Regions from separate parts of the Homo sapiens genome. Here region 2 is linked to region 1. A link is an interaction called in ENCODE POLR2A ChIA-PET data of the cell type or tissue named here. Cell type or tissue: A673. All regions are shown on one strand. Links, peaks and the distances in the headings refer to the core of each region. The heading gives the core; the rest is flanking DNA.

Evidence for each region. Peaks named below come from ENCODE experiments on the same cell type or tissue, not always from the same donor. Only the 100,000 strongest peaks of a DNase experiment are listed, where the experiment ranks them.
Region 2: POLR2A ChIA-PET joins it to region 1 with 18 read pairs; 9 of 35 experiments call an interaction of 5 or more read pairs at or near these places.

The regions. Positions count from the first base shown.
Region 1 is chr11:63,803,748-63,818,439 of GRCh38, reverse strand. It overlaps SPINDOC (spindlin interactor and repressor of chromatin binding), which reads right to left and starts at 4,984. Exons shown (of 6, transcript NM_138471.3): 1 at 4,627-4,984; 2 at 306-635; 3 at 75-224. The coding sequence starts at 4,753. RefSeq lists silencers at 4,879-5,348, 6,609-6,903. In A673, for the core only: no CTCF peak of the experiment used is centred there; DNase peaks (open chromatin) are centred at 4,389 and 5,049; H3K4me3 peaks cover 2,391 bases; H3K27ac peaks cover 1,443 bases.
Region 2 is chr11:63,854,002-63,867,935 of GRCh38, reverse strand. The region is part of intron 1 of MARK2 (microtubule affinity regulating kinase 2); the gene reads right to left. Among named protein-coding and RNA genes, the nearest start is that of MARK2, 22 kb to the right of the region's middle. In A673, for the core only: no CTCF peak of the experiment used is centred there; DNase peaks (open chromatin) are centred at 1,495 and 4,785; H3K27ac peaks cover 3,422 bases.

The DNA of each region.
Region 1 (14,692 bases), core at 2,937-10,936:
CACAGGGCCTGTATTTCACCCTGTCCCCAAACCCCCACCTCCACCGGGGCTCACTGGCTTCTCTGTTGACTAACCAGGAAGCTCGAGGGGGCGGAGTCCCCTGGGCCGGCTCCTTTTAGGGAGGGATGGGTTATCCTCAGAGTCAAGGAGAACGACGATTTCGGCTGGCATTCTGGCAGCGTCTGGGTTGGCGTCTGGGTCTGGGTGGGCATCCTGGCCCGAGTCTGCAGGGAGCAAGAGCACAATGAGCTTCTAGTGCCCCAACAAGTCCGACTTCTCCCTTCGCCAGCCCCAGGACCAACTACCTGAGTTGGGTGGGGACGGCTGCTCAGCTCTCACGTCTTGCAAGAGGGCCACCCCTTCACTCCAGGCCTCCAGGATATTGCTCTTCTCAGAAGGGCTCAGGTCCAAGGTGTGAGGGTGCTGCTCCAAGATGTGCGAGCGAGCTGTGTCGGCCGAGGGTGCCCGGATCTCAGCGCCACACACCATGCACAGTGCCCGCCCGCTGCCTCCTGGGCTGCTGCCCACCAGGAACTCCTGCTCCCAAGACACCTGCTGCTTCGGCTCCTCACAGCCATCACTGCCTGCCTCTAGCGGGCTGGGTCTAGGCGGTGGGGTCTTCTCCTGTTGGGTCACTGCGAGGGGAGAGGGGGAGGGTGTTATCACTAAAGGTGCCCACAACCAACAACACTTAGCACGTCTCCAGACTCAGTGGTTTGAGTGGGATGGGGGAGGAGAGCATTTCTGGCCAAAGTGTTCTTCTTCCTTCCCCTGGAGCCCATGAGGCACACGCCACACTCAACACAGCCGATGTGCCCGGGATCCCACGACTCTCGCGTCTATACTTCCTCTTGATCTAGTCTTGGACCTTAGGACTAACTACACATACTTTCCCAACAGGCTGCATTCTTGCAGGTCTCCAGCCTTTGCACATCTGTCCAGACCACCCTAATTGGGCTGGGCAACATCATCCCTGCGAAGCTTTCCAGAACCCCAATCCCTGACAATAGATTTCATCCAAATCTGACTTCTACACTTTCTTGAGGATGAGGAAGGTAAATTCTTTTAATTTTTAAATTTTATTTATTTATTTTGAGACAGAGTCTCACTTTGTCACCCAGGCTGGAATGCAATGGCGTAATCTCAGCTCATTGCAGCCTTGACCTCCTGGGTTCAAGCGATCCTCCTGCTTCAGCCTCCCAAGCACCTGGGACTACAGGTGAGCGCCACCATGCCTGGCTAATAATTTTTTTTTTAAAAGATGGGGGTCTCATTTTGTCACCCAGGCTGGAGTACAGTGGTGTTATCATAGCTTACTGCTGCCTTCAACTCCTGGACTCAAGGGACCCTCCAGCCTTAGCCACCTGAGTAGCTAGGGCTACAGATAGATGCATGCTATCACACCCAGCTAATTAACAAACAAAAAAATAATTTTTAAGAGATGGGGTCTTGCTATGTTGCCCAGGCTGGTTGTGAACTCCCGGGCTCAAGCAATCCTCCTGCTTCAGCCTCCCAAAGTGCTGGGATTATAGGCATGAGCCACCATGCCCGTTCTAAAGGCCACCCCATCCCCTCAGAACTCGCCTCCCTTCTCAGTGCTCACAGAGCATTTACAGCCATGGTCCCACTCCTATTGCTGCCTGATACCTGCTCTTTGTGTACACAGACAGACCATAAGCTTTCACAGGGCATCACCCTTTCCAGTTCAGCAAAGAAGGCAGCCTTAGACCTGCATCAGCCTGGAAGCTCAGTGCTTTTACGAAGTGCCCATGATCCTTCACGGCTGCATCTCCCTCCTACCTTCCAGAGAGGATGGGACAAAATTAAAACACAGGAGGCCCTAATACCTGGGGGCTGCATGGAAGAGGTGGTATGAGAAATAGGAGCCTCGGCTTGCATGGATACAAGAGGTGGTGTCTGAAAGAGATACGAGATATGTCTTGTACCTATCTCTCATGCGACCATGGGCAGAAATGACCTCTCAGTTGCAATCAGCTTTCTTCCCTACTAGTCTTCCAAAACAGCTCTCATCCAAGTCAGCAGTGCTAAACTCTGCGGTCAGTTTCTCAACTTCATCCTCTGCCGATCACCTCTTCCATCTTGATTTTCATCACTTGCGTCTAGGGCATGACCTTCTGTTGGTTCTTCTTTTGCTTCCCTGGCCCTCTTTCTCAGTTATGTGTGCTAGTTCTTCCTCATCTCTTCTCAATATTCCCTCCCTTCCTCTGGCTTGTTGCTGAAGACCATCTCCCCTCACTAGAGCACCCCATTCCCCTTATGCATCACCTCCAACACAGCACACATCACCACCTGGCACTTGTTTTTGGGATGTTCACTGCCTGTCTCCTTACCACACCATAGCATCCATGACCACGGCCAGGTGCGGTGGCTCACGCCTGAATCCTAGCACTTTGGGAGGCCGAGGTGGGCGGATCACCTGAGGTTGAGAGTTCAAGACCAACCCCACCAACATGGGGAAACCCTATCTCTATTAAAAATACAAAATTAGCTGGGCGTGGTGGCACATGCCTATAATCCCAGTTACTCGGGAGGTTGAGGCAGAAGAATCACTTGAACCCGGGAGGCGAAGGTTGCAGTGAGCCGAGATTGTGCCATTGCACTACAGCTTGGGCAAAAAGAGCAAAACTCCGTCTCAAAAAAAAAAAAAAAATCCATGACCATACAGATTTCTGATGTTTTGCATCTGTATCTCCAGCATCTGTATCTGTATCTCCTCGCATGCAGTGGCATTTAGTAATGTGTGATGAGGGACTGACTCGGTCTCCAACCTGCCATCACTGGAGTTTCCCAGGACTCAGTCCTTAGACACTTCTCTACTTCCTTCTCTTCCCACTGTCTGCCTGCTGGCAATTTCTGTTTACGCCACTAGCTAGATACTTCCAGGAAATCTAGGCCCATGTATCTGACTGCTTAGTTGACCTCTCCACCTGAATATGTCATAAATAGGCATCTCAAACGTAATCATATTCAAACTTTCACTCCCAGTCTCCCAAGAGCACCGCAGCCTTCCCCATCTCGGAAAATGGGAAGGCTCTTCCTCCAGTTGCTCAGGCCAAAAACCTTGAATTCAATCTTTCTTCCTCTCTCCACCGAAATCTTTCCAGAAGCTTGTGCTGCCGGACCTTTGCACTTGCTATTCGGCCTGAAATGCTCTTCCTGCAGATATCTGCAAGGTTGGCATCCTCACTTCCTTCGGGTCTGTGCTCAAAATTCACCTTATTAGAAAACCCTTTCTGAACCACTCGATATATTCAATTAAATACCCATTCCTCCTCTTTCTCCTTTTCCTGCTTTAGTGATCTCTGAACCATTTATTGCCACCCAACATACTATACATGAACCTATTTCTCTGTCTTTAGCCATTGGTATATATATGTTCTTCAAGAGCAGGGTTTCGGTTGCTCTGTTTACTACTACTTCCCAGCCTAAAAACACTAGCCTAAACAGCCTAAAGTAGACGTCCAGTGAATATTGGTTGAATGAATTCACCTGTCTATTCCTGCCCTAACAGTGGGGATAAGGCCACCCTTGCAGGGTTGAGAGGATTAACTGAGACAGCCTCTGACAATGCCCAATGAACACTCAACAAATATTAGCAGAAGTAGGAAAACAACCTATCTTTTGGACTAAATGCTCCGAGAAGGGAGGTGACCTTTATTTCCCTCATGAATTTTATAACCCTTCCAGTTCCAAAAAGGATGACAGGCAGTGCAGGCAGACATCATTCTGTTCGGCTGAAGTTCAATGAATGGCATTGCTGCTCTCAACCTCTTTTGGGTACTATCCCGCCTAAGAAAAGCGGGGTGGGAGAATGGAAATATATTTGCATTTTCATGCATATTAAGTCTCCCACAAAGATGGCTCTTTGTTTTCTTACGGTTTGCAAGCTCCTGAGGACTAGAAATCGGTGAAGGGGGAGGGGAGAGCGAGTGTTCTGAGATTGTTCCTCCCATCCCCTCCCAAAGCTAATCTCGTTCTAGCACTGCACTGCTTTTCCAAACTAGCTGTTGTATGCAGTCCCATTCATCCCTTCTCTCCAGAACTTGACACCTGTGGCTCCTGCAAGTGGAAGGCCCGGGAATGGGAATGAAGCGGGGTGGTGGGCAGGGAAGCGTTATGCTCGGAGAGCCCTTAAAATTCTCCTGGAGGTCGGCAGCGGCGCCCGCCTGTAGCCTCCGGCCTAGAGGCTTCGCCGCCCCTCGGACTAGAACACAGCCCGGCCGTTGTGCTTGCCTCCCCTTCCCAGGCTGTGAGACGGCGGCCGCAACCACCCAGCGCCTCTGGGGATCCGGCCTCTGGTGCTGGGCCCGGGAGAGGGGGCGCTTGGGCACCGGAAGATCCGGAGCGTGCGGGGCGTGGATCGAAGTCTCCAGACCCTGGGCGGGGGAAAGGGGAAGGGAGGGGGAAATCGAGGAGGCCTGAGCTTCTAAACCATGGTGGGGGAGGTGCAAGAGCGCGCCCTGGACCCAGATCCGAGAGGGAAACCTGGGCCCCAAGGCTGAAGGGGGTGAGAAGGTGCCCGGGTCCCGGACCCCGACTGGGGAGGGACGGCCCCAGCCCCGGCCCCGCACCGTGACGCGGAAGTGGAATCCCCTCCATCCTCACCTCTGAGCATCGGCTCGGGCCGCGGAATTACGGCCACCACCATGGCCTCCTCCTCGTCCTCCCCTTCCTCGCATTTCAGCGTCACCTCGAAGCAGTCGAGTGCGGCGCCCTCGGCCTTTAGGGCCATGGTGCGGCCGTGGGCGATAGCAGTGGCCGGAGGACTGGCGCGCAGGCTTCGGCGCGCAGCCGGCAACCGCCTCCCGCCTCCTGGCCGGAATAGCGCCGGGCCCGCCGCCCGCCCCGCGCAGCCCCCTCCCCGCCGCCCGCCCGCCGCTCGCCGGCCGGGCCTGCGACCGGCGCGTCCGGGCCTCCCCGAGACCTCGGCGCGTCGGGAGCCCGGGCGGGGAGGGCTCAATCCGGGGCCCCTGCCCCCCGCCGCTCCCTTTTATGGAGGCTCATTGTCGGCGCCCGCCCGGCCGGCCAGCCGCGGACCCGCCCCCGATGCCGCGCGGCCAATCGCGCGTGGCCCCGCCCCGGGCACGCGGCCCCGTTAGAAACCCTGGACCCGGGAGGCGGCGGGAAGGGCCGAGGGGACCCGGGGCCACCCGGTGCGCAGAGGCAGAGGGGCCCCCAAAACCCGCAACGCGGGCCCCTCAGTCTGCGGGCCAAGCCCGGGGTTTCCCTCCATTAAGAAGTCAGTTGGGCGTTTCTGCTGGCGTGGAGAGCGCTACCAGGTGCCCCCGGATTTTGATCGGGAGTCGCTTTTGCCTTTCCGTGGACAAGCCTTCCTCCGCCAGCAGATGCCCCGGGCAGGAAGAGAAGCGGTGGGTGAGTGGAAAGGGCCTTGGTATGGAAACGCAGAGACCGAATTCCTTCTCATCTGCCAGCTCCGTGGCCGTGGGCACATTATCTGTTTTCTTAGTCCGGCTCATCGTTTCTTTCAAAAACCATTTTGGACCCTTCTGGGAAGGCAAAGAAGAGAAGCAGAGTGGACTGTGAGCGGACATAAACCACCCTGATGGGTATGATTTCCATTTTTGGCACGGGAGTCCGGAGATTTTGTGACCCTCTCCAAGGACACACAGCAATCCCTTGAGAGCCCCAAGACCAGAGTCCAGTTGCCATGACATTGCTGCCCTATAACCACACTCTGGGTGAGCTTTTACTTCTGTGACATGGAATGTGCATCTCCCTCTTCTATAGCAACCCTCATGAGATTTCAGCTCAGAAAATGCAAAATGTCTGACACTGAAAATCCATCTTCGAATGTCGTTATATCAGACCAGACACAGTAGTATTCAGAATCGCGTAGTAGGATGGGGGTGTGAGAAGAGGTGTGAACTAGTCTATATGGATTGCAGTCAATTTTTTAATTTTTTTTTTTTTGAGACAGAGTCTCGCTCTGTCACCAGGCTGGAGTGCAGTGGCGCTATCTCGGCTCACCACAACCTCCGCCTCCCAGGTTCAAGCTATTCTCCCGCCTCAGCCTCCTGGGTAGCTGGGACTACAGGCACGTGCCACCATGCCCGGCTAATTTTTGTATTTTTAGTAGAGACGGGGTTTCAGCATGTTGGCCAGGATGGTCTTGATCTCTTGACCTCATCATCCGTCTGCCTCGGCCTCCCAAAGTGGGATTACAGGCGTGAGCCACCGCGCCTGGCCTTGCAGTCTATTTTTAAGGGAATTATTTTGTTATGTGCAAGTGTATCTGATATTTTAAAGGTTTTACAACAAAGGTATTACCAAGCCTGTTTAACTATTTCTGCTGAATGGTCATTCTCTACCATTTGCTACAGATCCCTTCCGTGCCCCTCTGCTCTGCTCTGTATTGCAGTGGGCTGAGTCTTGCGGGGGGCAGTTTCTCAGGCTCCCAGAGCATCTGGCTTCAGGCCTCGGTTTAGCCAATGGGAGGCAGTGGCAGGAGAAGAGAAGGCAGGAGGAAAGAAAGAGCCATGGTATTTCTTCTCTTTCTCTCTCTTGCTCAGGCTCAGGTGACATCTCCAGCAGCAGATGAGGCCTCTCTGTGGCTCCAGCTCATGGATAGGTAGCTGTGGTCCCAACATCTGTAGGATGATCCATGCCCCTGGGCTCTACTCAGTCCACCTCCTCTTTTTGTCCCTGCAGGTTAGGAGTTGTAGGCAGCTTCTTGCTTTTGCCAGTCTCTGTACTGCCTCTCTCTGTCCCCTGCTGGGCTTTCCAGACCTCCCTGTTAACCCCTGTTAATCGTGTCACCAAAACCCTGCATTACATTCTCTCTGTTTTCAATACTTAAAGTGGTTCCCTCCTGGCGGGGCGCAGTGGCTCCCAACTGTAATCCCAGCAGTTTGGGAGGCCAAGGCAGGTGGATCACTTGAGGTCAGGAGTTCGAGACCAGCCTGGCCAACATGGTGAAACCCTGTCTCTACCATAAGAAAAAAGAAAAAAGAAATTAGCCCGGCATGGTGGTGTGTGCCTGTAATCCCAGCTACTTACGAGGTTGAGTCAGGAAGATTGCTTGAGCCCAGGAGGCGGAGGTTGCAGTGAGCCAAGATCATGCCGCTGCACTTGACTCCAGCCTGGGCGACAGAGCTAGATTGTCTCAAAAAAAAAGTGGTTCCTATTTTCCTGGTTGAACCTTGAGTGATACACCCAGTATTGTACCACCCAATTAGTAGACATTATTTCTTTTAGGTCATATTATTCTCAGCTTATAGAGCAAGAAGTTGAAGCTTAAAGGGTTAGATTACTTGCCCAAGGTAATACAGCAAGAATCTTATTTCATCCAACCTAGAGTGAATATTTCCCCCACATTTTAATATCCCTCAAATGGTGATGCTTTCTATAATCAACATCAACGTGAAGTTTAGGACTGAAGTTTAGGACTATCAAGAAAGTGAAAGATGGCTTTTCTGGCATTCAGACTGTGCTGTTACCAGCAGAAAGTAAGCTATGTTTAGAATGAGACATAGATGAAGCCACTTCATGACCACAAAGTGACTTCGCCTTTTTTTTTTTTTTTTTTTTTGAAATGGAGTCTCACTCTGTCACCCAACCTGGAGCGCAGTGGTGCAATCTCGGCTCACTGCAACCTCCGCCTCCCGGGCTCAAGCAATTCTCTGCCTCAGCCTCCCAAGCAGCTGGGATTACAGGCGCCTGCCACCACACTTGGCTAATTTTTGTATTTTTAGTAGAGTCAGGGTTTCACCATCTTGTCCAGGCTGGTCTTGAACTCTGACCTTGTGATCCTCCTGCCTCGGCCTCTCAAAGTGCTGGGATTACAGGCGCGAGCTACTGCTTCCGGCCTTTTTTTTTTTTTTTAAAACGGAGTTTTGTTCTTGTTGCCCAGGCTGGAATGCAATGGCGCAATCTCAGCTCACTACAACCTCCGCCTCCCAGGTTCAAGATTCTCCTGCCTCAGCCTGCCGAGTAGCTGGGATTACAGGCATGCGCCATCACACCTGGCTAATTTTGTATTTTTAGTAGAGACGGGGTTTCTCCATGTTGGTCAGGCTGGTCTCGAACTCCGACCTCAGGTGATCCGCTTGTCTCGGCCTCCCAAAGTGCTGGGATTATAGGTGTGAGCCGCTGCTCCTGGCCGACTTTGCCTTTTTTTAAAAAAAGAATTTTTTTTTTTTTAGAGATGGGGTTTCACCATGTTGTCCAGGCTGGACTCAAGCAATCCACCTGCCTCAGCCTCCCAAAGTGCTGGAAAGTAGGTGTGCGCTACTGTGCCCGGCCTGACTTCACCTTTTTTGGAGCAATTGCTATTTCTCTTTAGCAAAAATTACTGTAGTCCAGGCTGGGCGTGGTGGCTTACACCTGTAATCTCAGCACTTTGGGAGGCCAAGGCGGGCTGATCACTTGAACCCGGGAGGCAGAGGTTGTAGTGAGTCGAGATTGCGCCACCGCAATCCAGCCTGGGTGACAGAGCGAGACTCCATCTCCAAAAAAAAAAAAAAAAAAGATACCCAGTTTCTGAACTGCCCCTGTTTCTTGACAGCATTCAATCCTGAACCAGTTCCATTTCCCTAATTCTTCCATAGAACTATGGGAACGAGGCCAAATTTAAGGAGTTTCCTGAGGGTGCCTTGAGGGTTTCCCTGGGATGTATTCTCCTTCACTGCAGCAAATTAAACCTAATTTTGGTTACAAGTGTGTTCCTGGTGGTCCTTGGTCACAGGGCTTTGACAACCCCAACCAATTTATTTTGCCTACATTTTCATGTATATGAAGAGTGATATATCATGAAAACCTATGTTAAAATATCAACAAATCTAGGGCCAGGTGCAGTGGCTCACACCTATAATCCCAGCACTTTGGGAGGTCAAGGCGGGAGGCCAGGAGTTCGCAACCAGCCTGGCTAACATGTCCAAACCCAGTTGCTACAAAAAATACAAAAATTAGCTGGATGGCTGGGCGTGGTGGCGCACGCCTGTAATCCCAGCACTTTGGGAAGTCAAGGCGGTTGGATCACCTGAGATTCGGAGTTCGAGACCAGCGTGGCCAACATGGTGAAACCCTGTCTCTACTAAAAATGCAAATAATTAGTCGGGTGTGATGGCGGGCACCTGTAATCCCAGCTACTCAGGAGGCAGAGGCAGGAGAATCGCCTGAACCCAGGAGGCGCAGGTTGCAGTGAGCTGAGATTGTGCCATTGTACTGCAGCCTGGGCAACAAGAGGGAAACTCCATCTCAAAAAAAAAAAAAAAAAAAAAATTGCCAGGCACAGTGGCTCATGTCTCTAATCCCAGCACTTTGAGAGGCCGAGGCAGGGGAATCACCTGAGGTCAGCAGTTCGAGACCGTCCTGGCTAACATGGTGAAACCCCATCTCTATTAAAAGTACAAAAAATCAGTCGGGTCTGGTGGTGGGCCCCTGTAATCCCAGCTACTCAGGAGGCTGAGGCAGGAGAATCACTTGAACCCAGGAGGTGGAGCTTGCAGTGAGCTGAGATTGGGCCATTGCACTCCAGGCTGAGCAACAAGAGCAAAACTCTGTCTCAAAAAAAAAAAAGGCCGGGCGTGGTGGCTCATGCTTGTAATCCCAGCACTTTGGGAGGCCGAGGTGGGTGGATCATGAGATCAGGAGATCGAGACCATCCTGGCTAACATGGTGAAACCCCATCTCTACTAAAAATACAAAAAATTAGCTGGGCGTGGTGTCAGGCGCCTGTAGTCCCAGCTACTTGGGAGGCTGAGGCAGGAGAATGGCATGAACCTGGGAGGTGGAGCTTGCAGTGAGCCGATCTCACGCCACTGCACTCCAGCCTGGGCGACAGAGTGAGACTCCGTCTCAAAAAAAAAAAAAAAAAAATTAGCTTGGTGTGGTGGAGTGCCCCTGTAATCCCAGCTACCTTGATGTCTGAGGCATGAGAATCGCTTGAATCTGGGAGTTGGAGGTTGCAGTGATCTGTGATTGTGCTACTGCACTCCTGCCTCGGCACTCCTGCCTCGGTGACAGGGCAAGACTCTGTCTCAAAAAAAAAAAAGAAAAAAAATCTGCAAGTCTAAAAGAGCTCTTTTTTTTGTTGTTGTTGGGACAGAGTCTCACTCTGTCTCCCAGGCTGGAGTACAGTGGCACGATCTCGGCTCACTGCAACCTCCATCTCCCAGGTTTCAGTGACTCTCCCATCTCAGCCTCCTGAGTACCTGTGATTACAGGCGTCCGCCATCACACCCGGCTAATTTTTTGTATTTTTAGTAGAGATGGGGTTTCACCATGTTGGCCAAGCTAATCTCGAACTCCTGATCTCAAGTGATCCGACTGCCTTGGTCTCCCAAAGTGCTGGGATTACAGGCATGAGCCACTGCACCGGCCTAAAAGAGCTCTTTTAATTTTTTTTTTTTTTTTTTTGAGACAGAGTCTTGCTCTGTTGCCCAGGCTGGAGTGCAGTGGCGCTATCTTGGCTCACTGCAACTTCCACCTCCCGGGTTCAAGCGATTCTCCTGTCTCAGCCTCCTGAGTAGCTGGGATTACAGGCATGTGCCACCATGCTCAGCTAATTTTTGTATTTTTAGTACAGACGAGGTTTCATCATGTTGGCCAGGCTGGTCTTGAACTCCTGACTTCAAGTGATCTACCCACCTCGGCCTCCCACAGTGATGGGATTACAGGCATGAGCCACCGAGTCTGGCCAAAAGAGCTCTTTTAATAAACGTAAAATAAAATTCCAAGTGATAAGAGATCATTGTCATAGTTTGGCAGTATTTTTTTCTTTGGGGATACATAAAATAATGGTTCATCTTGCAAACCATGATGTCCTAGATTTAATGAAATGTGGCTAGTTGCTAAGGCAGGACCCAACCCTAGCTCTATCCCCTGTCCTTGCTCTTAAACACTGCAATGCTTAGATGAAGAAACCAAATCAAACAACATGAAAGTCACAGAAGCGAATTGGTCGGCCTGCAAAGCCAGGCCTTCTGCCTTGCATACCTGCTCTGCTGAGCAAACCTTCTCTGCGCTGAGCTCTGAGGGAAGACTCCAGACCATCTTCAGTGGAGTTATTAGGAATTCCAGGAATTCTCCTCCACCAGCTACACAGCTACATAGAAAGTGCCATATACAGGAATCAAATTTTTGTTTGTTTGTTTGTTGTAGAGGCAGAGTCTGGCTCTGTCACCCAGCCTGGAGTACAGTGGCGAAATCATAGCTCACCACAGCCTCGAACTCCTGGGCTCAAGCGATCCTCCCGCCTCAGCCTCCCAAAGTGCTGGGATTACAAGTGTGAGTCACTGTGCCTGGCCAAGAATTGGAATTTATTTATTTAATTTATTGTTATTATTACATATATATTTTTGAGGTGGAGTCTTGCTCTGTCGCCCAGGCTAGAGTGCAGTGGCACGATCTCTGCTCACCGCAGCCTCTGCCTCCTGGGTTCAAGCAGTTCTCCTGCCCCAACCTCCTGAGTAGCTAGGATTACAGGTGCGCGCTACCATGCCCAGCTAATTGTTTGTATTTTTTTTTTTTTTTTTTGAGACAGAGTCTTGCTCTGTAGCCCAGGCTGGAGTGCAGTGACGTGATCTTGGCTCACAGCAAGCTCCACCTCCCGGGTTCACACCATTCTCCTGCCTCAGCCTCCCGAGTAGCTGGGACTACAGGCGCCCGCCACCACGCCTAGCTAATTTTTTTGTATTTTTAGTAGAGATGGGGTTTCACCGTGTTAGCCAGGATGGTCTTGATCTCCTGACCTTGTGATCCACCCACCTCAGCCTCCCAAAGTGCTGGGATTACAGGCGTGAGCCACTGCGCCTGGCTAATTGTTTGTATTTTTCGTAGAGATGAGGTTTCACCATATTGGCCAGGCTGGTCTGGAACTCCTGACCTGGTGATCCACCTGCCTCGGCCTCCCAAAGTACTGGGATTACAAGTGTGAGCCAATGCGCCTGGCCCCATTTTGTATTTTTATAGAGTCAGGGTTTCCCTATGTTGCCCAGGCTGGTCTCAAACTCCTGGGCTTAAACGATCCTCCCACCTCAGCCTCACAAAGTGCTGGAATTACAGGCATGAGCTACTGTGCCCAGCCAGGAATCTTAATTGTTGAGACAGCTTCCTGTGGAGGAGAGAGGGTAGACCCTTACTAATCTAAGTTATGTCTGTAACTCGTCTTTTGACTTAGCGAATTTGGCCTTGAGACATGAGATTCCTAGGACGGGGCAGGACAGACTGAAAACAGGAAGAGTGGAGAACCAATGGCTTCTGTCCCAGCAAATAGTTGCTCCAGGCCACTCCCCATGGTGTCCCCTAGGCTGGAGGCCCAAGCTGGAGGAAGCATTTCCTTTTGGCACAGCTTTTATTGTTGGTAGCATTTTAGGACACCAGTGACAAGCTGAGACAGCGAGTGGACTGCCTCAAGTGGGAATAGCTGTGGGGATATTGAAATATGGGGGCCGGGCGTGGTGGCTCATGCCTATAATCCCAGCACTTTGGGAGTCTGAGGCAGGCGGATCACGAGGTCAGGAGTTCGAGAGCAGCCTGGCCAATATGGTGAAACCTCATCTCTACTAAAAATACAAAAATTAGCCAGGCTGCTAATTTTTGTAAAAATACAAAAATTACAGGTGGTGGCACGCACCTGTAGTTCCGGCTACTCAGGAGGCTGAGGCAGGAGAATCACTGGAACCCGGGAGGCGGAGGTTGCAGTGAGCCGAGATTGCACCGTTGCACTCCAGCCTGGGTGACAGAGCAAGACTCCGTCTCAAAAGAAAAAGAAAAAGAAATATGGGTGGGCTGCTGTAGCAAGTGGACTAGACCCAGCTCCAAGTGAGGAGAGGGCTGTCTGAAGCCTAGGTAAGGGCAGGGGGGCTTCACTCTTAACTGGCTTGGCATTTAGTAGTGGTCTTTAGCAAAAGCCATAATAAATATATAGCCATGCTCTTCAGCTCAGTAATCCTATTGCCAGCTTATCCTAAAGTCATCCAAAAGAAGAAAAGTAATGACCTAACAGCAATGTTGGTATCAGTTCAGCCCCTAAAACTTAGCACTCCTTGGTGAAATTTTATTCAGTTGTTGTGTGTGGTCAGAAGTCCATCTCTTGGTCCCACATCCGTTGGAACCCCACTGTTATGAAACTTGGCACGTTGTGCTGTAATTATTTGTTTGCAGGACCAGTTTTTGTCCATCTTTATAGTTGCAGCATCAGCCCAGAATCTGTGGTGTTAGCACCAGCTGGGTGGCCACATTTTAGGGTTCTTGTTGCAGAACTCTCAATCTAAACTAGCTCAAGGTCAGGTGTGATGGCTCACGCCTGTAATCCCAGTAGTTTGGGAGGCTGACGTGGGTGGATCACCTGAAGTCAGGAGTTCCAGACCAGCCTGGACAACAAGACAAAACCTCATCTCTATTAAAAATATAAAAATTGGCTGGGCGTAGTGGCTGACACCTGTAACCCCAGCACTTTGGGACACCGAGGTGGGCAGATCACAAGGTCAGGAGTTTGGGACCATCCTGGCTAACACGGTGAAACCCCGTCTCTACTAAAAATACAAAAATTAGCTGGGTGTGGCGGCAGGCGCCTGTAGTCCCAACTACTCGGGAGGCTGAGGCAGGAGAATCGCTTGAACCCGGGAAGTGGAGGTTGCAGTGAGCCGAGATCGTGCCACTGCACTCCAGCCTAGGCGACTGTCTCAAGAAATAAATAAATAAATATACTAGCTTGAACAAAATGGGGGATTTATTGGCTCATGGAACTGAAGGAAGGGCTGAATGCCCAATTGTGGGAAGGGCAGGGATACAGGCCGACTTTAGGAATAACCGGACCCAGGACATAAATGCTACCAGGACGTTCTTTTCACCCCCAGTCTCTGCCTCTGTTTGTGTACATCAGCCATACTCCCTTTCCTGCAGCCTGTCTTTTTCCACATGGCAGGAGATGGGCCACTAATTCCCACAGACTAGCTTCTAGCTCTGTACATGTCAAACCTGTTTCTCCTCCTCTGTCCACGTGTGTGTTCAATGCTAGGCACTGTTTACATCCTCGTATCACCAAATGACTTTCTGCCCTGCACGTTGGTGTAATAAAATGAGGTGAGTCAGATTGGCGGGCATAGAATTATTCCTGGAAGCTGTTCCTACTTTTTTGTTAAAGTATCCTGTATTGTCTGATATTTTTGCTTTTATAATCAGAATTTAAAATGCCATTTCTATTTTTTAAGAAAAGACCTGGCCAGGCATGATCCAGCACTTTGGGAAGTCAAGATGGGCGGATCACTTGAGGTCAGGAGTTCGAGAGCAGCCTGGCCAACATGGTGAAACCCTGTCTCTACTAAAAATACAAAAATTAACCTGGTGTGGTGGTGGGTGCCTGTAATCCCAGCTACTTGGGAGGCTGAGGCAGAAGAATCGCTCGAACCTGGGAGGCAGAGGTTGCAGTTAGCCAAGATTGTGCCACTGCACTCCAGCCTGGGCGACAAAGCGAGACTCCGTCTCGGAAAAAAGAAAAAAAGACCCTATCACGCCTGTAATCCCTGCACTTCGGGAGGCCCGAGGCGGGTGGATCACCTGAGGTCAGGAGTTTGAGACCAGCCCAGCCAACATGATGAAACCCCGTCTCTACTAAAAATACAAAGAATTAGCTGGGCATGGTGGCGCGTGCCTATAATCCCAGGTACTCAGAAGGCTGAGGCAGGAGAATTGCTTGAACCCAGGAGGT
Region 2 (13,934 bases), core at 139-8,138, 52 kb before region 1:
CCAGTGTGGGACCCAAATCCACGAACTGAAGTTATGGTCAGCCTATTCCCCCAATTTACTGTCTATGGCTTTTGTTTTTTTTTCAGAGGAACAGTGGGCTAAGAGAGATCTGAAGATCCCTGTGTCACTTCCAGCTAGGACCTGGCTTTCCATGAATGCGGATGCCTGCCCACGGCGTCAGCCATGGTGAGAGTTAGGCAGTGCTGGAATGAGAAGAAGCCACTCTGGGAAACTCACTGAAGAACCAGTCATTTAGCTTTTCTTGTCTTTCATCTCCCTCTGGAAACTTGAGACAGGCCCAGTACACAAACAAAGGTGACATGAGAAGCGCTTAAAAAACCCAAGTTGAAAATAAAGCCACTCAAGACTCTTGGTAATGGAAATGAAGTTGGAAAAAGCCCCTTACAACACCAACAGAAGAAATTCTCTTGGGAAGGAGGTGGAAGGGATTCCTGAAGTTCTATATCCAAAACCCCAATGTCACAAGGCTAGCTGTGACCAAGGAGGCACACTTATATATTTTTCCTTTACTTCCCAATTATTGGTTGTCTGTTTTCCCTAATTCCCATTCAACCAGTTCTATAGCTCAGCTCATAAAACTATACCTTGGCCAACTGTGGTAGCTCACACCTGGTATCCCAGCACTTCAGGAGGCTGAGGCAGGCGGATCACTTGAGCCCAGGAGTTCAAGACCAGCAAAGGCAACATGGGGAAACCCTGTCTCTACAAAAAACGCAAAACATTTGCTGGGTGTTGTGGCACATGACTGTGGTCCCAGCTACTCAGGAGGCTAAGGTTGGGGGATAGCTTGAGCCTGAGAGGCGGAGGTTGCAGTGAGCCAAGATCATGCCACTGCACTCCAGCCTGGGTGAGAGAATGAGACCCTGTCTCAATAAATAAACAAACAACTGTACCCTTATCCATCAGGCTACCAGCAGGTTCACAGCTCTTCAGGAAGATAGCAGGGAGGAATGAATACTAATTCCTGACAGTGCCTGGCAAGAAACAAAATTCTCTAGACAGACAGAAGATTCTATGCCATCTAAAAAAAGAAAAGTCAGTTAATCAGAGCCTGGGGGGTAAAGATTAAGGCCCCAGTCTTCTGTTAGGAAAAAGACACAATTCTGAATCTAGTTCTCCTATCTTAAATGGGAAAAGCTAGTGAGACGGTTGGTCCAAATCACCTCAAAAGAAAATTACTTCTTGAAATTAAAACAAAAAACAAAAAAACACAGATGAGGATGAATGGGAATAGGTTTATTTAAAATCTTTCCTGTACAGTAGATAGTGGATTAGCTACACAAGCCTCTCGGAAATGATGTACCAAGAGGAATTTGATAATAGAAGCATTCTGAATGTGAAACTGGGAGTTCAGCACCTAAACATTTCTTATTGAGAAAAATCCTCACACCACAGTCATAATGAAGGTTTAACATCAGTGTTTGACATTTTGTCATTAAGAGATTGGTTTTAACAGTCTGTATTTGGCAGCCTGCCCTATCGGCTGTTTCACAAGCAGTTTCTGTGGTTTCAAGAAAGGCAGGGTGTTTGCTTTTAAACACTACTTTTTTTTTTTTTTTTTTTGAGACTGAGTCTTGCTTTATTGCCCAGGCTGGAGTAAAGTGGCACAATCTCTGCTCACTGCAACCTCTGCCTTCTGGGTTCAAGCAATTCTCGTGCCTCAGTCTCCCGAGTAGCTGGGATTACAGATGCACACCACCACGCCTGGCTAATTTTGGTATTTTTAGTAGAGACAGGGTTTCATCATGTTGACCAGGCTGGTGTCGAACTCCTGGCCTCAGGTGATCTGCCCGCCTCGACCACCCAAAGTAACACTATCTTAAAATATATATTTCAGAATAGGGTCCAACCATTACAAGAGAGAAAGAGGGAATGAAAACCAAACGAAATAGAGGAATGTGGTGCTACCAAACAGAACAGGAACGCACCAGAGAGCAGGGTAGAAGAGACATTATTCACCACCCACACCAAAATAGCAAGACAAGCCAACTTAGTACTTCTTACTATCAAGTTAGAAAATCAGGACACAAAAGTGGCACTAAAGACATGAGCTTAATAAAGGGAAATCCCTACACAGAACTTCATCTCTCCAAAATCAACTTACCTGGCCCAAATCTATCTGTTTACTTGAAAAAGCACAACAAAACCACCCCAACAGTGCCACATCAATGAAAAGGACTGTCATCTAATCAATTAGCAACCACACCTCTCTGCCAGCATGAGATGTCGGTAATTAAGGTAGAGATTTTTCTCCCTGGGAATACAAGTACAGAAGGGCAGAGCCCCTATGGACCTAACCCATTATGACAGCCTTTTCATTAGCAAGGAAAGCACTGCCACACTCTCCAAGGAAGCCGTGGCCACAGCATTAAAGAACACCTGAGTGAATAGCAGCTACCTCTGTTGAGAGATAAAAATGTGTTGGAGATGGGGTACGGGAAGGGGCAGAACCACTCTGAAGAAAGCCAACAGGCTGTCTTTCTCAAAAAAAGTACATGGACCTTGGCTTTTCCACTCTTAACAAAAAGAGCACCTGTGGTCCCAGCTACTTGGGAGGCTGAGGTGGGAGGGTCGCTTGAACCTTGGGGGCCGAGGCTGCAGTGAGCTGAGATCACACCACTGCACTCCAGCTGAGGTGACAGAGTGAGACTCTGTCTCAAACAAACAAACACCAAAGAGATGGGTTCTAAAGTAGTTTAGAAATGGCACATAACTACATAACTGGGCTGGATACAATGGCGACTGCCTGTAATCCCAGCACTCTGGGAGGCGAAGGCAGGTAGGTTGCTTGACGCCAGGAGTTCCAGGCCAGCCTGGGCAACATGACGAAACCCCATCTCTACAAAAAGTGCAAAAAATTAGCCAGGCATAGTGGCACATGCCTGTAGTCCCAGCTACTTGGGAGGCTGAGGTGGGAGGATTGCTTGAGCCTGGGAGGTCAAGGCCGAGACTGCGTCACTGTACTACAGCAGCCTGGGCAACAGAGTCAGACTCTCGTCTCAAAAGAAAAGAAAAAAGGCACATAATTGTGCTTTTGGATAAGTAAATCTTATTTATTTATTTAATATTAGAGATGGAGTCTTGCTTTGTTGCCCAGGCTGGTCTCAAAATCCTGGGCTCAAGTGATCCTCTCACCTTGGCCTCCCAAAGTGCTGAGAATACAGCTGTGAGCCACCGACTACATCCAGCCCTAAGTGATACCTTAATCAAGGGCAACAGAGCAGGCACAGTGGCTCACGCCTGTAATCTCAACACTTTGGGAGGCCAAGGCGGGTGACAGTCACTTGAGCCCAGGAGTTTGAGACCAGCCTAGCCAACAAAGCAAGACCCCATTCTCTACAAAAAATAAAAATAAAGCCAGGCACGGTGGCTCACGCCTGTAATCCCAGCACTCTGGGAGGCTGAGGCAGGCAGATCACCTGAGGTCGGGAGTTCAAGACCACCACTAGCCTGACCAATACAGAGAAACCCCGTATCTACTAAAAATACAAAAAAAAATTAGCCGGTGGTGGTGCATGCCTGTAATCCCAGCTACTCGGGAGGATGAGGCAGGAGAATCGCTTGAACCTGGGAGGCGGAGGTTGCGGTGAGCCGAGATCAAGCCATTGCACTCCAGCCTGGGCAACAAGAGTGAAACTCCATCTCAAAAAATAAATAAATAGGCTGGGCGTGGCGGCTCACGCCTGTAATCCCAGCACTTTGGGAGGCCGAGGCAGGCAGATGACGAGGTCAGGAGATCGAGACCATCCTGGCTAACATGGTGAAACCCTGTCTCTACTAAAAATACAAAAAAATTAGCCGGGAGTGGTGGCGGGCGCCTGTAGTCCCAGCTACTTGGGAGGCTGAGGCAGGAGAATGTCATGAATCCAGGAGGCAGAGCTTGCAGCAAACCGAGATCGCGCCACTGCACTCCAGCCTGGGCGACAAAGCGAGACTCAGTCTCAAAAAAATAAATAAATAAATAAAAATAAAAAAATTAGCTGGGTGTAGTGGGACGTGCCTATTAGTCCCCAGGTGCTCAGGGGGCTCAGGCAGGACTGTGTGAGTCCAGGAGGCTGAGGCTGCAGTGAGCCATGTTTGGGCCACTACACTCCAGCTTGGGTGACAGAACAAGATCCTGTTTCAAAAAAAAAGTGGTGGTGGTGTGGGGCGGGGGGGCACAGTGGTTCACACCTGTAATCCCAGCACTTTGGGAGGCAAAGGCAGGCAGATCACTTGAGGTCAGGAGTTCAAGACCAGCCTGGCCCACATGGTGAAACCCTGTGTCTACTAAATATACAAAATTAACCAGGTATGGTGGCAGGCGCCTGTAGTCCCAGTTAATCAGCAGGCTGAGACACAAGAATCACTTGAACCCAGGAGGCAGAGGTTGCAGTGAGCTGAGATTGCGCCACTGCACTCCAGCCTGGGTGGCAGAGAGAAACCCTGTCTCAAAAAAAAAGTGGGGGGGTGGGGGGTGGGGGGGTGGGGGAGGGCAATAGTTCACCCCTTTACTCTCACCCCATGCTGGCATCTTAAAATAAAAGGCACCCTTGCCGAAGTTAGACAAGCAAGTAAATTAAATCATACACTCAAGTTCAACTAAAATTCTGTAGAGAGACATAAAGCAACCATTCCCACTAAGAAACAACTGCAGATGTCTAGAATATCTAGATGCCTAGTCCCCATAGCTAGCCATGTGCACAGCTATGGGGACCGGCTTCAGCAGAGAGAAGCAAACCAAAGGAGAGACTGAGCAAATGCAAACAGGAAGTAGTGGCATAAATTACACCAGCGATGGGATAAAGAGACACACAGCAGGATGTCCAGAGTTCAGCTCCCAGGACTGAACTGGCAAGTCCTAAACACACACAAGGCCTGGCACCACCAGCTACGGTGTTCAGGGCTGCTGGCAGTCAAGGCTACAAGCAAGTAGCTCTGTGCCTGTGTGTGTGCAAGTGGCACACAGACGGTTGTAAGAGAGAATCTGAGTTTGCTTCCTAGAGACAAAATATACACAGTTAAGATCCACAGACAAAAGCTTCTTATGTTTAGTGGGGTTTTTTTTGGTGGGGAGTGGGGTGCTTACAAAGAAAGAGTTCTAGAATCCCAACATTTCATGGGTGCCACAAAGCAGGATAGTCAAACCTAGAAATCCATCATGCCCTACACTTTAAGGTACTTAATTGCTGGTTATCAATTTTAGGACTCGGGGCTTTGGTTTTTCTAAAGGGGTTCTTGAAATTCCGGAAGATGGGAAAAGATAAAGATGTGAATCAGAAGCTGGGGTTAAAGAGGGTTTCTTAAAAAGGTCTCCCATAGCTCTTGCGTAGAGCCCTCAATAGTAGGGAGGTGAGCCCAGAAAGCTGCTCCCACTCCATCCACACCATTTCGGCCACATTTACCAATGGCCACCAAGGACAAAAGAAACAACTGGAGGCAGAGGAGGCCATTTGTGACTCTAAATTCCGCTGCAAGACATCTGCCTCACACTGACTGGGAGCTAATCCTAAGGAAACTATCTTCTACTGCCTGGACACAACTGAAGCCAGGGACAAAGGATTCTTCACAACCAAGAAAAGCTGGTTCTGACAATGACATACTCTGGACCACCTGGGTTTGTAGCCTTAAACAAGTTATTCAACATTTCTGGGCCTCTATTTCCTCACCTGTAAAACAGTGAGATCTACTAACTTACAAAGAATAAATGAAGCCAGGCATGGTGGCTCATGCCTGTAATCCCAGCACTTTGGGAAGCTGAGATGGGTGGATCACCTGATGTCCGGAGTTTGAGACCAGCCTGGCCAACACGGTAAAACCGCATCTCTACTAGAAATACAAAATATTAGCCGGGCATGGTGGCGGATACCTGCAATCCCAGCTACTCGGGAGGCAGAGGCAGGAGAATTGCTTGAACCCAGGAGGCGGAGACTGCAGTGAGCCAAGACAGTGCCACTGCACTCTAGCCTGAGCAACAAGAGCGAAACACCGTCTCAAAAAAAAAAAAAAAAGAAAGAAAGAAAGAAATTAGCCAGGCATGGTGGCAGATACTTATAATCCCAGCTACTTGGGAGGCTGAGGCAGGAGAATTGCTTGAACCCGGGAGGCGGAGGTTGCAGTGAGCCAAGGTCGTGCCGTTGCACTCTAGCCTGGACAACAAGAGCGAGACTCTGTCTCAAAAAAAAAAAAAAAAAAGAGTAAATGAGTTAATGAATGTAAAACAACTAAACAAGTGCTTGCGACAGAGTAAGGGCTCAATAAATGTTAGCTATTCTGTCTGTAGCTAAAGATACACAGCCTCAGAGGCAAACCATGCAAAAATGAGGAGACCCTGCCTACTCTTCAACCACTCAGTCCATTCCCTTTAAGGCTGAGTTTCCCAATGACTTGGACCAGATTAATGCGCTTACAGGGCCATCCAGGAGGTGCCATTACTAAGCCGTTGCCTTAACTAATACAGTAAACAAATATTTGAAATTAAAATTCTTGTTTTTTTTTTCTGAGACGGAGTCTCGCTCTGTCGCCCAGGCAGGAGTGCAGTGGTGCGATCTCAGCTCACTGCAACCTCCACCTCCCGGGGTCAAGCAATTCTCTGCCTCAGCCTCCAGAGTAGCTGGGATTACAGACGCCCACCACCACGCCTGGCTACGTTTTTTGTATTTTTAGTAGAGATGGGGTTTCACCATCTTGGCCAGGCTGGTCTTGAACTCCTGACCTCGTGATCCGCCCGCCTTAGCCTCCCTAAGTGCTGGGATTACCCGCGTGAGCCACTGCACCCAACCCGAAATTAAAGTTCCTTATCTTCCACACAGACCAGTAGCCGAAGAGAGAAAATAGCACATTAAGTTCAATTCTGGAACTGAAATGCATGCCACATGTAAATCTGAAAAGAAATACGCTTTGTGGAAAAAGCAGATTATGGGACTTGCTGAGTGATGGGAAATGGAGCTATGATCCTCTATGTAGACACGAATTGATATGTTGAGCACTTGATTAAACAGTTTTAAAAAAATGATTCCAATGAGATGTGATTCTGAGCAAATGACATGAGTTTTTGTTTTTGTTTTTTTTTTTCATTGAGATGGAGTCTCACTCGGTCACCGAGGCTGGAGTGCAGTGGCGTGATCTATGCTCACTGCAACCACCGCCTCCTGGGTTCAAGTGATTCTCCTGCCTCAGCCTCCTGAAGAGCTGGAACTATAGGCACGCGCCACCATACCCAGCTAATTTTTTGTATTTTAAGTAGAGACGGGGTTTCACCATATTGGCCAGGCTGGTCTCGAACTCCTGACCTCGTGATCCACCCGCCCTGGCCTCCCAAAGTGCTGGGATTACAGATGTGGGCCACTGTGCCTGGCTTTTTTATTTCTATTTATTTTTTTTTTTTTGAGAGGGAGTCTCTGTCACCCAGGCTACAGTGCAGTGGCATGATCTCGGCTCACTGTAGCCTCCCCCTCCTGGGTTCAAGCAATTCTCCTGCCTTAGCCTCCCAAGTAGCTGGGACTACAGGCGCACGCCACCACGCCCGGCTAATTTTTGTATTTTTAGTAGAGACGGGGTTTCACCATGTTGGCCAGGATGGTCTCGATCTCCTGACCTCGTGATCCACCCGCCTCAGCCTCCCAAAGTGCTGGGATTACAGGAGTGAGCCACTGCACCCAGCCGACATGAGTTTTAAAAGATTTGCTTAAAGTTGGTCAAAGTGACTATTAGAGGAGGCCCAAGGTCTATTATTTGTAGGACTTAGGGAAGCTGTTAAAAGTTAGAGGTGCTATGGAAATTGGAGAATGAGTATATGCAAAAGAACAAAGTTGAGAATTACAGGGTAGTTTACAGATTATATACTACTACAATTTTCCCTGTCACTTAAGGACTTGTCAAGGAAATACAAAGTTCACACACTGCTACAAACACTCCAAATAAACCTACCTCTTACAGGAAAAATAAAGTATACCTACATAACAGTGGGGTTTACAGGTATGTTTCATTAAGAAACAAGGGTTAGAGGCCGGATGTGGTGGCTCATGACTGTCATCCCAGTACTTTAGGAGGCCACGGCAGGTGGATCACCAGGTCAAGAGTTGAAGACCAGCCTGGCCATCATGGCAAAATCCTGTCTCTACTAAAAATACAAAAATAAGCCGGGCATGGTGGCACGCACCCGTAGTTCCAGCTACTCGGGAGGCCGAGGCAGGAGATTTGCTTGAATCTGGGAGGTGGAGGCTGCAGTGAGCTGAGATCCGGCCACCGCACTCCAGCCTGGGCGACAGAGTGGGACTCTGTCTCGAAAAAAAAAAAGAAAGATAGAAATAGGGGTTAGCCCAGGCATGGGCTTGTGCCTGTAATCCTAGTACTTTGGGAGGCCAAGGTGGGTGGATCACGAGGTCAGGAATTCAAGACCAGCCTGGCCAACATGGTGAAACCCTTTCTCTACTAAAAATACAAAAATTAACCGGGTATACTGGCGGGCACCTGCAATCCCAGCTACTCAGGAGGCTGAGGCAGGAGAATTGCTTGAACCTGTGAGGCGGAGGGTTGCCGTGGGCCGAGATCGTGCCACTGCACTCCAGCCTGCGTGACAGAGCAGGACTCCTTCTCGGGGAAAAAAAAAAAAAAGAAATAAACAGGTTAAAAAGAGTCAAGTACAAAAGGAAAAGAAACAAAAAGAAACAAAGTATGTCAGGTCTCAAGCCACCCAGGGAATAGACTATTGAGTGTCTGGCCTTAGTGACTGCAGCCTACCAGCTCTCAGCTATTGTAGGCACCAAGGTTCTTCAAGGATAGAAGCTGTGTAAGCGTTGCAGTTTTCAAATTTGGAACTGACCAATAGCCAACATATAAGTTAAAAAAAAAACAAAAAAACACAAACCTACCTCATAATAAAACACAAACCTCATAATAAAATCCAAGTAAGCCAAATGATCTTTTTAATGGAATAAAAAAACATAAAGTAATGCTATGTATTCAAAGGAGGAAATGAGCCAACTTTGGCCAAGGTCCATCAGGTCACTGAGAACCAGCTTCCTCAGCTAGAACAACTGAAAACCAAGACAGCAAGTGCCTTCCTGAGGCCCAGCCAGGGCCCCAGAAATTGCAAAACAGAGGCTCATTATGAGGTCATAGCAAGTAATCAACCAATCGAGGACAGGGATTATCAGTCCTATCTCTGTTTACAAAAGAGTTCTCACACTGTCTGGAATCCCTTTACTCTTACTGATGACGTCAAATGGCTTTCTTCATGTGGGTGATAGCTACTGATATTTATTGTATTAAAATTAAAACTGGCCAGGCACAGTGGCTCAGGCCTGTAATCCCAGCACTTTAGGAGGCAGAGGCAGGTGGATCACGAGGTCAGGAGTTCGAGACCAGCCTGAACAACATGGTGAAAACCCTATCTCTACTAAAAGTACAAAAATTAGCCGGGTGTGGTGGCGCATGCCTGTAATCCCAGCTACTCAAGAGGCTGAGGCAGGAGAATCACTTGAACCTGGGAGGTTGCAGGGAGTGGAGATCGTGCCATTGCACTCCAGCCTGGGTGATAGAGTGAGACACTGTCTCAAAAAAAAAAATTACAACTGAGAAAATGTTACACTATTAACTCATGTAAAATTATATTACAGGGCCAGGCACAGTGGCTCATGCCCGTAATCCTAGCACTTTGGGAGGCCGAGGCAGGCAGATCAATTGAAGCCAGGAGCCTAGCCAACATGGCAAAACCCTGTCTCTACTAAAAATACAAAAATGAGCCAAGTGTGGTGCTGTGCACCTGTAATCCCAGCTAGTTGGGAGGCTGAGGCACAAGAATCGCTTGATCCCAGGAGGCAGAGGTTGTAGTGAGCTGAGATGGTGCCACTGCACTCCACCCTGGGTGACAAAGCAAAACTCCATCTCAAAAAACAAAACAAAACAATAATAACGATGATAATATAGCCAGGCACAATGGCTCATGTCTATAATCCCAGCACTCTGGGAGGCTGAGATGAGAGGATTGCTTGAGCCTGGGAGGTTGAGACTGCAATGAGCCGAGATCATGCCATTCCACTCTAACCCGGGTGACAGAATGAGAACTTGTCTCAAAAAATAAAAAAATAAAAAAAAAATGTATCAACCAAAGTCATGGAGAACCAAACCAAGTTTTGTCTACAACCATGATTCTTACAGTTTTTGGTTTCAGGACTCTTTGCATTTTGAAAAATAACTGAACACCCAGAAGCTTTTGTTTATATGAATTTTATCTATCAGTATTTACTATATTAGAAATTCAAGTGAGGAAAAATTTAAATATGTATCAATTCATTTAACAGAACATGAGTAAACTCATTACATGTAAACATAAATGACTTATTTTTAATAAAAAACTTATTTTCCAAACCACAACTAAATATATACCAAAGGAAGTCTACCTGATGAACTAATCTTATAATGCAATCAAAACAAAACAGCTGACCAAAAAACAGGCTGGGGCGGTGGCTCATGCCTGTAATCCCAGCACTTTGGGAGGCCAAGGCAGGCAGATCACCTGAGGTAAGGAGTTCGAGACCAGCCTGACCAACATGGAGACCAGCCTGACCAACATGGAGAAACCCCGTCTCTACTAAAATGCAAAAATCACTTGGTGGCAAGTGCCTATAATCCCAGCTACTGGGAAGGCAGAGGCAGGAGAACTGCTTGAACCTGGGAGGTGGAAGTTGCAGTGAGCCAACATCGTGCCACCACACTCCACCCTGGGTGATAAAGTGAGGCTGTCTCAAAAAACAACAAATACTAACAAATTAAAGAAAGAAAACGAACAAAAAGGAAATGAGTATAAAAACTGAAAAATTTAGGCCGGGCGTGGTGGCTCATGCCTGCAATCCCAGCACTTTGGGAGGCCGAGGCGGGCGGATCATGAGGTCAGGAGATCGAGACCATCCTGGCTAACACGGTGAAACCCCATCTCTAATAAAAATACAAAAAATTAGCCGGGCATGGTGGGGGGCGCCTGTAGTCCCTCCCAGCTACTCGGGAGGCTGAGGCAGGAGAATGGCGTGAACCCGGGAGGCAGAGCTTGCAGTGAGCCGAGATGGCGCCACTGCACTCCAGCCTGGGCGAGAGAGTGAGAGAGCGAGAGAGCGAGAGAGACTTTGTCTCAAAAAAAAAAAAAAAAAAAAAAAAAAAAAAAAAAAAACATGAAAAATTTAAAAATGGAAAAAAATGAGAAAAATAAAAAACAAGACAGGTTGCAGTGGCTCATACCTGTAATCCTAGCTCTTTGGGAGGCCGAGGTTGGCGGATCACTTAGGCCAGGAGTTCGAGACCAGCCTGGCCAACATGGCGAAACACTGTCTCTACTAAATATACAAAAATTAGCCGGGTGTGGTAGCGCACACCTGTAATCTCAGCTACTTGGGAGGCGGAGGTGGGAGGATCAACTGAGCCTGGAGAGGTCAAGGCTGCAATGAGCTGAGATCACGCCACTGCACTCCAGCCTGGGCAACAGAGTAAGACTCTGTTTCAAAATAAATAAACCAACAATAAAGAAATTAAAAGGGAAAATGAGAAAAAAATTTAAGAAATAAAGAAAAAAGGGGAGAAAAAGAATAAACAAGCCATATATTTAAAAAAAAAAAAAAAACAAAAAAAAAAAACCCACAGGGCCAGTGGTGTATGTATCAGAAGGAGGAAATCAGTTATCTTTGGTCAAAGTCCCTCACATCACAGAGAACTAGCTTCTGGAACCAGAAGGACTGCAAACCAAAGTACTGAATGCCTCTTTGAGGCCCAGGCAGGGATTATACTGGGGCTGGGAACCAGCAAAACAAGAGCTCCTTATGAAGTCAAAGCAAGTAACCAACCAACCGATCAAGACAAGGGCCCCATGTTTTGTCTGCTACCGTGGTTTTCTCACCTTTGGTCTCAAGAACTCTTTATATGCTTAAAAAATTATTGAGGACTACACAGCTATCTTATTAGAAATTGAAACTAATTTTAAAAAATATTTATTAATCCATTCAAGATCATAAATCCACATGTTTATGCTAATAATCTTTTTAAAATAAAAAACCTGTATTTTCCAAAACAAAATGAAATTTCACCACAAGAGTAGCAGTGCTTTACATTCTTGCACATCTCTTTAATGTCTGGCTTAATGAAAGACAGCTGACTTCTCTCTGCTTCCACATTCAATGTGTTTTCATAAGTTGTTTTGGTTGAAACATATGAAGAAAATCTCACTTCACAGAGACATGTAGTTGAAAAATAGAGTTCAACAGCCTTTCAGATACTGAGGATTTTCTTCTTTGATACTACACCAAAATTCAACAAGTGGTAGTTTTTAAAGGCTAGTTGCAATGTGGAACCTGAAATTTTATCAAGGAACATTTCATATACTTTTACATTAGTCATCCTGCACTGTTTTTTTTTTTTTTTGTTTTTGAAATAAGGTCTCACTCTGTTGCCCAGGCTGGGGTACAGTGGCACAATCACAACTTACTACAGCCTTGACCTTGGGCTCAAGAGATCTTCTCGCCTCAGCCTCCTGAGTGGTTAGGACTGCAGGTGCATATCACCATGCTTAGCTAATTTTTTAAACATTTTAGCAGAGATGATGAGGTCTTGCCATGTTGCAGAGGCTGGTCTTGAACTTCTGACCTCAAGCGATCCTCCCTCCTCAGCTTCCCAAAGTGCTGACATTACAGGCGTGAGCCACCATGCCTGGCCTCGTCCTGCACTTTGAATGGCTCTTTTACCCACTAGCAATCTGGAAAATATTTCTTCACTGAATTGTGCAGAATTTCCAAACACTGACGTTTCACACAATGTCAAAAAATCACATTCATTAATTTTACTACCAATCTCGGAAAAGTTTTAGCAGACACAAGTTTTCCAAAATTCTAATTTTCACTTGAAAACTTGAATTTTATCACTGGCAACAATGACAGGCTCACTTTGTTCATTTTCATAAAATGTCCATATGAACAACTCTAGTTTGTCCATCAGTTGTTCTTTCAAGAAAAAATTATGATCCCTGCAGCTGGTTCAGCTCCAACACATGTGCTTTCCTCAAGTTTGGCATACAGCAGCAATGCCTCATGAATACTTTGTATTTCCTCACTTGGAATACCCTTTTTTTTTTTTTTTTTTTGGGATGGTGTCTCGCTGTTGTTGGTCCAGGCTAGAGTGCAATGGTGCGATCTCGGCTCACTGCAATTCTCCTGCCTCAGCCTCCCGAGTAGCTGACATTACAGGCACCCACCACCATGCCCAGCTAATTTTTGTATTTTTAGTAGAGACAGGGTTTCACCATGTTGGACAGGCTGGTCTCGAACTCCTTACCTCAGGTGATCCACTCGCCTTGGCCTCCGAAAGTGTTGGGATTACAGGCGTGAGTCACTATGCCTGGCCTAAAGAGACCTTTATTAAAGGGTTGATAAAATAAAAGACTGGGCATGGTGGCTTATGCCTGTAATCCCAGCACTGTGGGAGGCTGAGGCAGGTGGATCACTTGAGGTCAGGAGTTTGAGACCAGCCTGGCAAACATAGTAAAACCCTGTCTCTACCAAAAAAAAAAAAAAAAAACAAATAGAAAAACTAGCCAGGCGTGGTGGTGCGGACCTGTAGTACCAGCTACTGGGGAGGCTGAGGTGAGAAAATCACTTGAACCCGGGAGGCAGAGGTTGCAGTGGGCGGAGGTTGCACCAATGCACTCCAGCCTAAGTGACACAGTGAGACCTTGTCACACACACACACACACACACACACACACACACAGAATTAATAGTCTTGGCCAGGCATGGTGGCTCATGCCTGTAATCCCAGCACTTTGGGAGGCCGAGGCAGGTGGATCACCTGAGGTCAGGAATTCCAGACCAGCCCGGCCAACGTGGCGAAACCCTGTCTCTACTAAAAATACAAAAATTAGCCAGGCGTGGTGGCAGGTGCCTGTAATCCCAGCA